Linked DNA regions of Mus musculus: region 1 is linked to region 2. The links are chromatin loops, found by intact Hi-C in ENCODE. Cell type or tissue: left cerebral cortex. All regions are shown on one strand. Links, peaks and the distances in the headings refer to the core of each region. The heading gives the core; the rest is flanking DNA. Region 1 holds the start of Shld1 (shieldin complex subunit 1). Region 2 overlaps AU019990 (expressed sequence AU019990).

What was found. Peaks named below come from ENCODE experiments on the same cell type or tissue, not always from the same donor. Only the 100,000 strongest peaks of a DNase experiment are listed, where the experiment ranks them.
Region 1: a loop joins it to region 2, with 4 times the contacts of the local background. A loop is called at or near these places in 9 of 42 quality-filtered maps.

What each region holds. Positions count from the first base shown.
Region 1 is chr2:132,685,012-132,690,388 of GRCm38, reverse strand. Shld1 (shieldin complex subunit 1) reads right to left here and starts at 3,458. Exons shown (of 3, transcript NM_001358260.1): 1 at 3,408-3,458. In left cerebral cortex, for the core only: a CTCF peak has its summit at 3,413; DNase peaks (open chromatin) are centred at 1,180, 1,583, 2,767, 3,462 and 2 more places; H3K4me3 peaks cover 1,248 bases; H3K27ac peaks cover 4,039 bases.
Region 2 is chr2:132,605,100-132,610,478 of GRCm38, reverse strand. All of the region lies in intron 2 of AU019990 (expressed sequence AU019990), which reads right to left. Among named protein-coding and RNA genes, the nearest start is that of AU019990, 9.6 kb to the right of the region's middle. In left cerebral cortex, for the core only: no CTCF peak of the experiment used is centred there; a DNase peak (open chromatin) is centred at 2,956; H3K27ac peaks cover 1,505 bases.

The DNA.
Region 1 (5,377 bases), core at 1-5,000, 80 kb before region 2:
AAATGACAGAACACACAAAAAAGAATAAAAGAACTTGAAAAATCTCAAAGACATATGTTTAATGAACGAGGCAATTTCAGAATAAGATGAGCAGTGTAATGAGGCTAGATCACATTTGTCAACAGTATAGTGGATTCGCCCCCTGCACCAAGTGCTTCACCTGCAATGACCCCGTGCGTGGAGCAGATAATCCTATCATTACACCGTAGAAGCTGCTCCCAGTGAATGCGCTCAGCTTGAAGGCCTTCAGAGTGAGCAGCCTCAGTGTGATAGCCTTGATCAGGCAAAGGCAGCAAGTACAGAAAACAAATCAACACTGACGTCTGGCCAGGTCCTAGTTTGAGGACACCCAGTCACACGCTGCAGACACTTGCGCAGGCAGAAGATCTGCCAAGGTATCAGCTGATCACTGCTAAAAGGAGTGGAAAGATAAGGTTTCCAAAAAAACCCAGAACATCCCGTCTCTCTGCAGGCGCTCTAACAGCTCAGTGAGCTTGGAGCTTCAGCAGGGACCTCTGCATGGCACCTCTGGCTTCTGCTTCCGTTACGTAACCCTGCGCAGGAGGCCTGTGGAAGGGAGTGTAGAGGTCATAGATGAGCCAGCATACTCTGCTTGCCTTCAAAGGAGCCTTGTTAGAACATCAAACTGAGTGTCATCAACGAAAAGAATACCTGATGTGATAGTCTTGGTTTGCATTTTGAATCACTTAAATGCCCAAAATTCCATGCTGGGCACTGTGCCAAAGGGAAACAAAAAATCGTGCTGCAAAGCTGAATCCTTTGCACCATAAAATAAGCAGCTGCACGTGTTCTCCTAAACATACTGTCTGAGACTCAGCGAATGTGCACAGGAGAAAACGATGAGACAGAGGGAACTGGGGGATTGAACCCAGGTCCTCAGGCACACCAGCCAAGGGCCTTCCTTACCACTAAACTACACTGCTAGGCCTGTAAAACGAACTCACATAGTTCCTCTTTTGAAAGAAAAAGGAAGAAAGACAAAGGGAAAGGGCAGCCCATCAATATCCACAGTCCCATCACAGGAAGTACACAGTCCTGTACCACAGACACACATACAGAGCATCTAGCAGTGCACACACAGGAGATGGCTCCAGAGACTGGAGGTATGGCTCGGTTAGACTCAGCAAACCTGTGCACCTTCCCACAGCCACCCTCCCTCCCCAAACACACCAAAAAAAGAAGGAAATGACTGTATGTCAGGACTAGATGGAACTAACCTCCACCCCCCCCCCACCAAATTCAAATCTGTTTTATTTTAAAATCATGTTATTCATTCTTGTTGGTTTGTTTTGTTTTAGAGTTTCATGTAGCTCAGGCTGACACTGAACTTGCTGTGTATGGGGGAGGCACTGAACTCCTGACTCTCCTATTTTCCCCTCCCACTGAGTTGAGCTTAAAGGTGTGCCTGGTTTATGTAGGACTGGGGAGCAAATCCAGGGCCTTGTTGATGAGAGGCGAGCACTCTACTAATTCTACTGAGTGACAGCCTCAGCCCTCAGCCCCTGCCAAGCCCTCTGCGTGTCCCAGCACATTACTGATGAGTACCACAGACTCAAGCAGACTTTTGACAAATATAGTTTCTCGATTACTCACTCAACAAGCTAGAAATAGTCTTCTGCAACCTCAAAAAGAGTGGTTTCGAAAACCCACAGTAAGAACGCTCAATGAGGCCAGCGAAATGCTTTCATCTTGCAATCAGAAGCAAAATGAGAACGTCTCCACTTGCTATGGCCAGTCAGTGTTGTGTTGGAAGTTTTAGACAGCACAGTTAGACAAGAAAAGGCAGTGAAAGGTTGGAAAGAGAGCTATAAAATTATCCCCCTTTGCAGGACACAGGGGCAGGGGATGCAGCTTGGTGGTAAAGTACTTGCCTAACATGTACCAGACTCTGGGTTCAATCCCCAGGGCAAAAATCAAACAAAAATCAGATATGATCTTGTATAGAAAACCTCAAGGAAGCCACAAAAAAAAATTTTTAAATAAACAACTTACACAAGTTTGCAAGATACAAGACCAAACACATACACAAATCACTTGTATTTTTAGACAAGTGATACAACCTCAAAAGAAAAATTAAGAACCTTTTCCATTTGTAAGGGCACAGAAATGAAACACGGCTGTATTAAATATGCACAAGATGTTAAATATGCACTAAAGAAATGGAAGACCTTCCTTGTTCGTGCACCAGAAGCCAGTATCTTAAGATGGTGCTATTCGCAGGGGTGGTGGCCCATGCCTTTAGTTCTAGCAGACATAAGCCCAGCTCTGTATGTTTAGAGCCCACTGAACTACATAGTGAGTTCCTGGCCAGCCAGAGCTACATAGTGAGACCCTGTCCTAAAAATAAACTAAAATAAAACATAACAAAATAAAAAATAAAATATGATGTTACTAATGCCCAAACTATCCCTACAAAACAAAACAAATAGTGCAAGTCAGATGTGATGGAGATCCTGGAATGAAGACAAGAATATTGACACAAAGACATAGAAGTGAAAGAGAAAGGTAAGTCCCAAAGTAGAATCACACTGATGGGCAATTGATGGAGAAATTCAGAAAACAGACAGGAAGGTCCTTTTCAACATAAAAATAAGAATATGCAATACGATTCCATAAAGATAGGCATTGTTAAGTCATCCATGGAATGCAATTCTCTCAAGTCCCCAAAACAAGCTTTGCAAATCCCTGCCCCAAGAATCTAGCCACATACTTTTTTGATTCCGTTTATATACAATGCAAATTAAACAACCCTAGAGACAGACAGCACTCTGGTCATAGCCCAGGACTGGGGTAGGGGCAAGTGGTGGGCGGAGCGAAGCTCTCTGGTTCTGGACTGTGTTCCTCAATAAATAGTTTTCCTTGGCGTGATGAGAACAGTCCAGGGTTATCACAAGTGCACAATTAGGCTAACGTACAAAACAGACTGTAGTTTACACTTTTGATTTTTATGGAAACATCAAGTTACTAATACTGCTGTTTAAAATTATAATAGACCCCTGGTAGCCCACGCCTTTAATGCCAGCATAGGAAGGAGGATCTATTTGTAAGTTCGAGGCCAGCCTGATCGACATAGTGAATTCCAGGACAACCATAGCTATGTAGAGAGACTATATATATATGCAAACCAAAACCATAAAAGCCTTAACAAAACCAAAATAAATAATTGACTGGAACTAATCCTGATCTCTACTAATTCCAGAGCGAGGTAAAAAGAGCGCAGTGGGCGGAGCTTGGAGCGGAGGGGCGGGGCGGGGCAGGTGCCAGGGAAACCGGCGGAATAAACCATCCGCTCCTCCCCCTCCCTCCTCGCTTCCCCGCTCCCTTCCCACCGCCCTCCAGAACGGCAGAAAAACCGGCAGAGGTTCTCAGAGCCCCGTGTCACTCACCGGCTGACCGCAAGAGCCCGGAACCGGAAGCGCTGGCTCCATCTTTGTTATGGGAAAAGCAGAGTTTAAAAGGAAGTTGTTGAACCCGTCTTTGCTGAGGCGAGAAAAGGTCAAGGCAAGTCAGCTGCGGCCATCTTAACTGAGGGCATTTGCCTGAACTCCTGCAGCAGGACGGTCATCTGGGATATTTAGTTGCTCTAAGTGTCCTTGTCCGACTCCAAAGAAACTGGGAAACTGTTAACATGCAAAGTCTCTTAAAAAGGACATAAGACGAAAACTGGCCTTGGAAGTACAGTCTGAACCCGAGGCCTTGGGAGGACGTTGTGAGGCAAGACGATCAGGAGCTTTAGGCTAGCAAAATTCTCTCAGACAGCATTAAGAATAATTTAATATTGTTACATGGATTCTATTCGGGCTAAAATTTCAGGACCACACAAAAGAACAAAAGGGTTGACTGTTGAAAGACAAAATTCGAGGGGCTGGGGATATGGCGTAGCATGTGAATCGGTGTCTGGAATTTGGTCCCAAATTCCACCCCTCTCAAGAAAGCACACAACCAGAACAAACTCAGCCTAGAGCTAGTGGAGAGTTCTAGAGCAGCATGGATCTGCTTATGGGGAGACGTCCCATATTTTCTTATGGGAGAAATGGAAAGAGAATGAAAAGCCCAAGTTCTAGGGTACTATCCTTATAGGTTTAAACAAAGGAGATTGTGTTGAGCAGAACTATGGAGAAAGCAAGCTTGTTTCAAGTTCATTTAAGTGGCACTTAGCACAAAAGATTCCATTCCAGTTTGGTTCTGTCCACTGGGCCTACTACTGTAAAAAGCTAGTCTAAAACAATTCTGTTTAATTGGACGGTTTTCTCCCCCACCATAGTCTTGAGGGGTCCAGTATATTTACAGCCCCTCCAGATCCCTACCTTTGGGTGAGACCCCACACATTAGGAGTCCTGCAAGTTAGAGGAATGTTTTCAAATTACTGCTTTAGGGGCTAGAGAGATGGTTTAGCAGTAAGGAACATGGGCTGCTCTTCCAGAGGACCTGGGTTCAGTTTCCAGTGTTTACATGACAGCTGACATCCTTTTCTAAACCCAGTTCCAGAGAACCCATTGTCCTTTTCTAACCTCCAAAGGCACCAGGCATACACACAGAAAATATTTTAAAATATTTAAGCGTTGTGCTTGAGCCAGTTGTGGTGATAAATGTCTTTAGAATCCACTGCTCAAGTGGCTGAAATAGGCTGTTCTCTGTGAACTCAAGGCCATCCTAGTCTAGTTATCTATTCCAGGCCAGCCATAGATAGATAGTAAAACGCTGTCTCAAATAAATAAATAAATAAATAAATAAATAAATAAATAAATAAATAAATAAATAGTTATCTATTCCAGGCCAGCCATAGATAGATAGTAAAACGCTGTCTCAAATAAATAAATAAATAAATAAATAAATAAATAAAATAAAAGCAAATAGTGCTTGAGGTTTGGCCATTCAATACTATATACTGTGAAAGTGTGTGCACATGTCTTAGTTAGGGTTTCCATTGCTGTGAAGAGACAAGTCAACTCTCATATGTGACAACATTTAATTGGGGCTGGCTTACAATGTCAGAGGTTCAGTCATGGTCATGTGCAAGCAGTCTTGGTGCTAGAGAAGGAGCTGAGAGTTCTACATCTTGATCTAAAGGCTGCCAGAAGACTAGCTTCCAGGCAGCTAGGAGGAGGGTCTAAAAGCCCACCCCAACAGTGACACACCCTCTCCATCAAGGCCACACCTAACAGTGCCATTCCCTGGGCTAAGCAAGTTCAAATTACCATGTCAGACAAAGACCTCATCTCTCCCCAGCTCCACCTCCTCCACACTGGTTTCATTGCTTGTTCTTTCTTGCCCTGAGTTTTCCTTCCTCACAGCTTCATTCCTTAGGAACAGTTTTTTCTACTTTCTGGTCCTTATAATATTCAGATATCAGCTT
Region 2 (5,379 bases), core at 270-5,269:
GTTGAAGACACCACGCATATTGGTCACAGGACATAGAGAAGTCAAGTTGGTATCAACCAAGAAGCTTACTCCCTGCTAGCCAACTCTCATGGTACTTGAAGGTACTATGCGGTCCCTTGGGGGGAGGAGGGCATCAAAAGTCATCAACAGTCTTACCCAACTGTGAATCATATGAACCACAATAGTGACCAGCATGGCAAAACACGCCCATAGATGCAATAGTGGCATGAATGTTTTGGGGGTAACCAACCACTTTTTGGTTAACTTTAAGTCCTACTCCATAGGAGAAAACACATGCCTGGTATTGCAAATTTAATCATGGTTGGTAAATTGACTAGCCTCATGGAAGGACCTACTACTATTATTTGTTAAACAGACATTGTATCCAACTGCCCTTTAAATTCACATCTCTCTACCCATAAGTTAGTGCAGCCCTGGGACCTCATTAGAGAAGTTTCTTTGTGGAATGTAGTGGGAATAACACAGAAATTCACAGCTCTTCAAAATGCAAAAATAATTGACTGTGAAGTGCTAAGCGACAAATGGGGCATCTATATTATACCCCTCCAAGGTTCAGCCCTCACCTCAGGCTGAGGAGCTATTGAAAGATGGTGGCTAGCTGGGCGTGGTGTTGCTTATCTTTAATCCCATGATTTAGGTGACAGAGGCAGGCAAGTCTCTGTACATTTAAGGCCATCCTGATCTACACAGAGCTCCAGGACAGTCAGGAGGCCCTGTCTCAAAAGAAGAGGGGAAGGAGGAAGAAGGAGAGGAAGAGGAGAAAAAGAAGATGAGGAATAGGAGGAGGAGGAAGAAGAGGAGAAGAAGAAGAAAGATGCTGGATGAAGGGAGAAACAAGTAGTCATGGGCTGAGAGCAGGATGTTTTTAAAATATGATACATACATACACATACAGCATATATTGGAATATTCTTCAGGTTTATAAAGGAAAGAAATTCTATAAAAATATTTATTCTTCATTGTCTGGAAGGACAATGACTTATAATTTGAATGTTCCACTCTGAATGCTTGACCCCAGCACTTGTGACACCATTTTGGAGGCTGTGAAGTTATAGCAGGTGGACCTGGCTGACGGAAGCATGTCACTAATGGTGGGTATTCAAGTGTCATTTCCATTTCTGATCTCTGCCTGTGTACTCAGCTGACTGGCTGGACAGGTGATGTGGGAGCTGCTGTCCCAAGGTCCATCTCATTGTGCTTCCATCCACCATGATGGTCTGAGGTCCCTCAAACCCTATGAGCCCAGATGAGTCTTTTATGCCTTGGTTGTTTGGGCAGATATTTTAGTCACAGAGGCCCATAGGAAACTAATACAGGTCAGGCGAGATGGCTCATGGGGCACAGACACAAGCTGTCAAGCCTGACAACCTGCGTTCAGTCTGTGGGATCTGTGTGATAAAGACAGAGCACAAACTCTTCTGAGCTATTCTGTGACCTCAGACCTGAGTTCAAATTCTGGGATCTATGTGATGGTTGAGATTCGATTCCTCCATGCTGTTGTCTGAGGTGTGCTATGCAGTGTGGCACACGTACACACACACACACAGAGTAAATAAATAAATAAATAAATAACAATTAAATGATAAATGTAACTAAAAATGTAATACAGGGCTGGAGAGATGGCTCAGTGGTTAAGAGCACCGACTGCCCTTCCAAAGGTCCGAGTTCAAATCCCAGCAACCACATGGTGGCTCACAACCATCAGTAACAAGATCTGATGCCCTCTTCTGGAGTGTCTGAAGACAGCTACAGTGTACTTACATATAATAAATAAATAAATCTTTTAAAAAAATGTAATACAGCTTGCTTGGATAATCATAATAAAATATCACGAGGTAATGAACAAAGGATTCTAAAAGCTAGAAGTCTAATATCAGGGTGCTACATGACCTGGCTTATAGATGGCCACCTTCCTGTTGTGTGTTTTTTCTTCAAGGTCTTCATACTAGAGAGAGCCCTAGTTTACTCCTTAAGGCCAGCAATGCTGAGCCAGGCAGTGGTGGCGCATGCCTTTAATCCCAGCACTTGGGAGGCAGAGGCAGGCAGATTTCTGAGCTCAAGGCCAGCCTGGTCTACAGAGTGAGTTCCAGGACAGCCAGGGCTACACAGAGAAACCCTGTCTCAAAAAAAAACCCAATACATACATACATACATACATACATACATACATACATACATACATGGCCAGCAATGCTGCCAGATGAAGAATTATCTTTTGGGACCTCCTAAGTTTACTGCCCATGTCCCCAACTATACCACTGGTAACAGGACTTCATTCAGCCTTGGAGATTGAGGGCTCTCCAATCCACAGCAAAGAGTGAGCAGTTTCTCTTTGCCCTCATCGTGGGGCTCCCTAGTCAACTACTATAGAAGCTGCCACTCCTGAGGGAATGGCAGCTGGGAAGATGGGCTATGTCACAGAGGAAGAGAAGGCCTAAAAGCAGAGCTCTCATTGAGGACTGTCTCAGGGTCTTGAGGGTTGAATGTCATCTTTCTACACAGCAACTCCAGTTGTGTGACTTCCTTGATCACCAACTTCCTGTTGCTCTTGAGGGAAAGCCCAGACTCTGTGGCTGCCTATCCACTGCTCAGCCTTTCACCTCGCCACCTGCTGATGTAATCTTGCTGAGTTTTTTCTTTCAGGCCGGGGATTCCCCTTCACCTGTAGGCCTGTGCCCTGTAACTTCCCAGAACATTTATCCAGCCAACAGCTCCCATCTCACCCCCTCTCCCTCAGCCTGTGCTGGAGAGTGATTCTTCTCATCTTTGAGTTCTCAGTCTAGAGGGAGAGAAGCCTGGGATCTGTAGTGTGGCATGTTTGTGCACGTGCAAACTGTATCCCTGAGAGACACTGAGTCTAAGTTTAGGTGGATTTTAAGCTCTTCCCTCTCCCAAGCCCCTCTAAAAATAGCCTGGCACTTAGGAAATCTGTCTCAGATCCGAATACAACAGAAAAAGGCACGACTGCCTGGGAGAAAAAAAATCCCTGGGTGGATGAGCAACTATCTGAAATGGTTTTCTTTCCGTTTAGAGTGCTTGCAATGTGTCTCCTCCCACAGTCCTGAGCTCTGCACCAGAAACAAGGAGCTGAGGTGATCCCTGTGAAGCCAGGTGATCACCACGGAGAAAAACGCGGAGTGCTGCACCCTTTGCACCCAGTGTTCAAGGAGGAGATGCTGATGAACCAAGAACAGAGCACAATTTGTGTTTCACACTGGCAGCCCTTATTCAGTCTTGTTCAACAAAGCCGTGTATGTGGTTGTTGCTATGGAAACCAGATGTGATTAAGTAGTTTACTGGATTCAACTTCCATGGACTGAGTTGGAGTGATTCCTTGACTTCCAGTGTTTCAAAGCTGGGAGGAGGATTACTTGTTTTAAAATTTTTATCCATTTACTTTCTCTGTGTATATGTGTCTCTCTCTCTGTCTCTGTCTCTCTGTCTCTGTCTCTCTCTCTCTCTCTGTCTCTGTCTCTCTCTCTCTCTCTCTCTCTGTGTGTGTGTGTGTGTATGTGTGTGTGTGTGTATAAGTCTAAAGACAACCTGTGAAGTCATTTCTCACCTTCTCTCTACCATATAGGTCCCAGGGATCAAATCCCAGGAGCCTGGCTTGGTGGCATATGCCTTTACCATCTTGCCAGCATTAGGGTATTTTCTTCTGCTGATTATGTTTATTTTTTATTTAAAATTATTTGGTTTGTTTCTTTGAGACAGCCTCATATAACCCAGGTTGGCCTTGAACTCACTATGTAAGTGAGGATTGAACTTTGGATCCTCCTGAGTGCTGGGATTATAGGTGGGCACCACTTAGCTTAGTTTACTCAGTGCTGAGGATTCAACCTAGGGTCTCATGTGTGACCTCAGCAAGCATTTCACCAAGTATGTTCCGTCCTTAACCCTAATACTTCTGTTCTCATGAGAAAAAAAAATGAGTTTGATATTTGTAGGGCTTTATTTTATCACTAGTATTGGCATCCTGACTGGAAGGAGGCAATGACCACCAATGGCTCAAGTGTGCCTTCTAAATTCTGCTTCATATTAGGAAAGGAGATCTTGAGAGCTGCAGCCAACACTGTGCCAATACCACTTCCTCCTCTTCCTCCTCTTCCTGTCATCCACAGGGTCTCACTTCAGCTGACCAGGAACTTGCTGTATAAACGAAGGTGCTCTCAAACTAACAGAGTCCTCTCTGCCTCTGGAATGCTGGGATTAAAGACAAGCACCACCACACCGGGCCTCACAACCTTCTTGTTCACAGCCTGTTCTTCTTGCTGTCTGTTCTGTTTACAAAAAACACTCATCATGGAATTGAGTTCTCCGTAATCTTTCCATGTTCTTCATATTCTCATTAGTTCAACGTAGACAGTTTCCTGGTGAGACTCTAAGGAGACACGTTGTCTCCTTAGCTGCCCAATGGAGTGTATCATTGCTTCCTTTCTCTGTTCAGCCCTCTGAGTTACTCATAGGATACACATGGACAGGCAGATGTCACTTGGAAATTGTTTGTATTTCTTTCCAGAAATGCCCTCCAGCAGCAAGTATATGGAAAAAGTTAGCAACAAGGTAGAAGACAGAGCAGTAGCCTCTAAAAGATCTGAGCTCAGATTTGGGTCTTGTTTGGTCTGGTTGCTACTGCTAGAGGCTTGGTAAATTATGAAGAAAGGAGAATTGATGTCGCCCATGGATCTATATGACTTTCTTACAGGAAGAGGTCATAGGTGACACAGGGGATCATGTGGCAAAGGAGGGTACGCTGTGACCTAGAGGAGAGCTACTTCCTAGAAAACCTATGGAGCCCAGCATTGACAGCTGGCAAAAGGACTGGGAAGTCAAGGCTAGCCTGGACTAGTGTAAGGGCAGGGAGAAACAAGGAAGAAAAAAGAAGGTGAGAGGAAAGGAGAGAGGGAGGGAAGGAGGGAGGGGGAGAGAGGGAGGGAGGGAGGGAGGAAGGGAGGGAGGGAGGGAGGGAGGGAGCTCATTGGCCCACAACTTATTACTCATATGAATGAGCTAATGTAACTCATGACAGACTTTATTCTCTCTCTCTTCTTTCTTTCTTTCTTTCTTTCTTTCTTTCTTTCTTTCTTTCTTTCTTTCTTTCTTTCCTTCCTTCCTTCCTTCCTTCCTTCCTTCCTTCCTTCCTTCCACATTTTTTTGAGGAAAAGCCTTATGTAACCAGTACTGTCCTCCTCAAGCTCACTAGCCTGATATCTGCTTGCCTCTGCCTCTCAGGTACTGAGATCACAGGTTTGCCACTGCCACCGTACTCAGCTTGAGGGCAGATACTTGGCCACTACTTAAGGTCCCACCTGTCCCACTTCTCAGCATCATGCAGATGGAGTTTCAAGATGAGTATTG